Linked DNA regions of Mus musculus: region 1 is linked to region 2. The links are chromatin loops, found by intact Hi-C in ENCODE. Cell type or tissue: left cerebral cortex. All regions are shown on one strand.

Region 1 (2,500 bases), 150 kb before region 2:
CTCAGGGCTTTTATAAATACCAGGCAAGATTCTACTAACTGAGCCACATCACCTGAGTTCACACTAATCATTATGCAAGTATTTCCTAGTTGGATGATCATGATTGAAAAAGGATGTTTCCGCTCTGCCCTCCTTCGTTTGTGTGTGCGTGTTTGTGTCATGGAATGCATGTGCGGAGGTCAGAGGACAACTTCAGGAGCTGGCTCTCTCCTTCTACCGTGTGGGTCCTGGGGACCAAATGTAGGTCGCCAGGCTTGGCTGCAAGCTGCTCTCCCTGCTGAGTCATCTCACAGGTCTTGCTTCGTCTTTTGCTTTGGATTCATTTTATTAAATGCTGAAACACTATTGAAATATCTCATCCTTTAAAAACAACTACAAAACAAAACAAAAAAATCAAAACAAAAACAACAACAACAAAAAAAAACCCACCCCAAATCCCAACCCTCTGAAATTCTCACTGGAGGAAGTTGTTGGTCAATTAGATTGGAAAGCATGACTCAATCAGCTAACTCTCAGAATTTGCTCTAATAAGATTTTCCTTTCTTGTAAACCCGGATACTGCAAGCTTATAAAAGAGCTTTTATGGATAACGTGCTTGCCAACAAAACACTTGCATATTCCTCACTTTCAAATTACACAAATGTTGCTGGATCCTGTTTGTTTGTTTGTTACAAGAATTCTTTTTTTTTTTTTTTAAACCAACCCCTGCAAACTTGCAATGTATGTATGTAAAGTGTCAATTACAAGGAAGGAGTCCTGGACCAAAAAGAAAAAAAAAATGCTGTTCTCCAACCTCATGTAACATTAACGCCCATCTGACAGATTCTTGGCACAGGCAACTTTGGGGGAGGTGAGGGAGCCCACTTCCATACCACACATATATAACAGACTAGACAGGATCGAGTGGGAAGCTGAGTTGCCATGGTGACATTATGGCAGGAAATGGAATTGCGAAGGGTTGGCAATTTTCTTTCCAATCCCCTAGATTTTTTTTTTTTAAAGCATTAATGTAATGAATGGGTTTCCCTTGGGCAGACTTTTGAATTGCCCATACAGGCTGGCCCTGGGCTTCTATTTCATTTTGGTGACAGTAATCTTGTAAGTGAGGGGGGGAGCTTCGTGCTGCTGGCTGGAAAGAATGCTCTCTCCTGTTATGCAAAGAGCCAAGCCTTATGTACACAGAGACCCAAAAGACCTTCCTTCAGTCTGACCTTTGTGCACAGTACAGAGCAGGACTTGGACCAGAAAGCTAGGGACAGTAGGGTGTCACACCAGAGAATGTTATCTAGAACAGACCCTTACCATCTGGACACTGCACAAAGCCAAGACTAGAGGGATATGCATTCATGGTTGGGAGAGGAATTTCCAGAAGTAATGTGCTGATTTTGGTTTGTGTCCACTCCGCTCACCTCTTTCTTTCCTAAGCATCCCCCCTCCCCATTCTAGAGATGGAGAAGGAGGTAAAGCCGGGGAAACTCGGGGATGCTCTGAATGTAAAGTAGATGGTTATATTCAAACAGTGGAGAACAGAAAAGAAACAAGCAACAATGCACCCAAGAAGGGCTGGTACGGCAGTCAAGACACACCAACGAACAGTGATTAGAGTTTAACAGAAAACAGAAAAGCTCATTCTTTATGTTGGCATTTCCACCCACTCAAACCTTGACTGGCCCTTGCTTTAAATCATAGGCAGTTGTAGAGTTAACCCAAGAGAAAATGGAGCCGTTTTTAATGTCCTCTGTTACATGAGCTTTATACTTGGGGTCTTATTTTATTTGGACCACTGTTCCATGGGAGAGGTCTTAGGGGCTCTATTTATAGATCAGAAAACTGCTCTGGGGGGTTGATGCAACTATCCAAGGTCGCACAGGAAGCCAAGGGTCGCAATGAGAGTTCACGTGTAGACTTGTCTCTGAAACACTGGGCTTCATCTACTACGACAAATACTAATCCATACACACATCCAGTACTCTTTTCCAATCAAGACTTCATTTCTGACATTATATATGGACGTAGACTCTCTTCCTTCTCTTCCTGATTGTGCCACTGTTCAGGCGCTGTTCATGCAATTAAAATGAAAATAGGAACTGGTGAGATGACTCAGCATGTAAAGGCGCAACCTGTCACCTGACCCTCCCCCCCGCCCCCACACTATAGCCCGTGTACCTACATGCACGCATATGCAAACCTAAAAGAATATATATATATATACACACACACACATATATATATATATATATATATATATATATATATATATATATATATATATATATATAAAAGGTGAAGGAAAAGAATGTGAAACCCTCTGGCCTTTCTCTACTCATAAACTGCAGTTTTTGGAGAGAATACAACCTTATATTATTTGATGTTTCTATCCTGGTTTAGTGGGTTTTGTGTCTCTTGTTTTGCTTCAGATTGAGTGTTGTTTAGAAGGTTAAGCTAAAAGAATGCTCATCAATACATCCATTCATTCATTATTTACCTATCATCTACCTGT
Region 2 (2,500 bases):
TACACAGACATACATGCAGGTTAAACATTTACATGCCTCAAAATTAACACTGAAAGGCAGAAATTTTAAGTAAAACCTTAAACTACATTACCCAGAGGATGAGAAAGAAAGACACACGACATTGCTGAATTATTCTGAGATGCCCACTAAACTGAGATTTCTGATATAAGCAATACATTCTCATTTACAAAACTTTCTGAAAGAAGGCCATGTATAAGTTTAAAATTTTTCTTCTTGTGTTTGTATGTGTTCGCGTGGGTGCACATGTGTACAGGTATGTGCATATAAAGGTCAGAGGTCAACCTCTCTTGTCATACTTGAGGAGCCTTCAATCTTTTGTTCTTTTCAAACTCTTTTTGTGGCCTGGCATGCACCTTCAGCTGGGATAGCTAGCCGGTGAGTCACAGTGATCTGCTTGCCCCCACCTTTCCAAGTCTTGGGATTACAGGCACACGCTAGCATGCCCATCTTTTTTATGTAGGTGCTGGGGACCAAACTCCAGTCATCACACTTTATACAACAGGCACTTTAGCAACTGAGCCGCATCACCACAAGTCTGTCGTATATACAGTAGTGGCAGAATGGATGCTTCATAGCAATCATGCAGTAGTGTGTCAAGAGAACTGGACAGCCCACATTGGAGCTTCCTGAGACCCAAGGGTGGGAACTCCAGACATCAGTCTACTGGCTTATGGCTCAACTTCTTCATCTGCAATATGGAGGTACTAAAAACACACACTTCACCGGGTCCTTGAGAATGTTAAATGAGCCTCCACCCACCAAGCAATGCGAAGACAGCCCCACCTGGTGCATGGTACCTGGTCAGCAAATGGGCCTGGGAGCGAAGGCTTGGATCCAGGAACTGTGATTCTTTTGTCTCCCTTCGAGCCAGGAACTTGGCAGCTTCCCTAGAATCTGATTTCTTCTCACTTCCCACCTACAAGCCATTGCCAAGTTCTACTGCATCTTCCCTTAAATATCTTTCGCATGCCACACCCCCTCTCTGTTGGCACATTCCTGCCCTCCCCCAGGTTGGGCTCCCAGCATCTTCCTGCCTAGATCACCATCCCAGCTTCCTGACTGCTCTGCCACTGCTGTCTACAACACAGACAAGCAATGAATTGCTCCAGAACAGCCACCCTGCCACCTTGGAGCAGGAATCCGGCCAACCCCTGTAGGATGGCACGCACACACAGGTCTGCATATTCTGCTTCCTCCTGACTTTTTCCGCCAGATATTCAGACCTCCATTCCCCCAAAACATTCCAAAATACTGTCTGCTTTCCGGGTAGCCCAGCAGTTTCTTCATTTTGACCCCTGGGGTCCTAATACTCCTGTCTTGTCCTCCAAAGCTCAGATCCTTCTCTGAACCTGTTCTAGAAAACTGAGGTAGGGAGGTCTCTGTAAAGCTCTTGGGGGTGCTTTTTCTGCCCCGAGGAGGATGATGGAAGGTGGGTCTATCTCTCTTCTCGTCTCTCTTCGGAGCTATCATACTGTTACAACTATTTTCTTTTTTAACTTTGTAGCTAACATCCACTGCCAAATCTGATTGGTAGAACTCATCTCATGCACAATGATTGAATGAATAAACAAATGTAAGAATGAAACAGTGGGAATTTATTCCTACTTCACTATTGATTATTCAAATTCAACATCTCGCAATCAGAAATGATAGTATTCACAGCACTGAATTACTCACATGATTTCCAGTTCATGCCAGTATCCAGCACTGTGTCAGCTATGCCCAGAGACATAAAGAAGAAACTCCATAGAACCTGAGTGTTGGGTGTTCCCTCAGGCAGTCTTCAAGAGTTTGTTTATCTTGCTTTGGTTTGATTTTTGTTTTACCAGATATTGCAAATATAAACAAGCAGATATTCATGTCTGGTGACAAGGTACTACATAAATTAGACTTATTTTTCTTGATGGTTCTCAGTGCAGAAATGCTAGTAGGTCATGGGGGTGAGGGGAAGGGCAGAACATGCAAAGACCATGGATAATGGCAGCAAGGAGCATGCAGAAACCGCAGGGCACTGCCAGAAGTGAACTCATGCCTCCTTTGGTCCGTGGCAGGGTGGGCCTTCTACTTACACACACCTATGGGCCAGTGACATAGTTTCTCTCTGCAAGCTGCCAAGAACAGAGACCTGGCATCACCTAGGTAGGGCATTGTGCCCACTTTGGCTTGCCTTCTTCTGCTGAAAGCCCTAAGCAGCCCATTAGGGGAGGGGTGTGTGCAGGGAAACAGAACTATGTCAGAAAGATCCACAGGGAACTATGGGAAGAACTATCTGTCTTTAAACCAATATCCATGAAAGCTTTGCTTGTAGTCACTTCAAACAAAATGAGGGGCCTGGATAGAGCTCAGCCGGAGAGTGGGCACTGAGCATGTGCAGGGACCTGGGGTCCATCTCCAATAGCCTCCCCACCTTCAACCCTCAATACAGGCTTGAAGATGAATTTCTTAGATGCATTTCTTTTTTTTTAACCCACTTAAAACT

The links. Peaks named below come from ENCODE experiments on the same cell type or tissue, not always from the same donor. Only the 100,000 strongest peaks of a DNase experiment are listed, where the experiment ranks them.
Region 1: it touches region 2 in a loop (2.9-fold over the local background); 2 of 42 quality-filtered maps call a loop at or near these places.

The regions. Positions count from the first base shown.
Region 1 is chr10:69,857,777-69,860,276 of GRCm38, reverse strand. All of the region lies in intron 8 of Ank3 (ankyrin 3, epithelial), which reads right to left. Among named protein-coding and RNA genes, the nearest start is that of Gm33416, 7.4 kb to the left of the region's middle. In left cerebral cortex, a CTCF peak has its summit at 957; DNase peaks (open chromatin) are centred at 179 and 883; H3K27ac peaks cover 1,977 bases.
Region 2 is chr10:69,709,492-69,711,991 of GRCm38, reverse strand. All of the region lies in intron 1 of Ank3 (ankyrin 3, epithelial), which reads right to left. Among named protein-coding and RNA genes, the nearest start is that of Gm33464, 150 kb to the right of the region's middle. In left cerebral cortex, no CTCF peak of the experiment used is centred here; a DNase peak (open chromatin) is centred at 985; H3K4me3 peaks cover 1,397 bases; H3K27ac peaks cover 1,393 bases.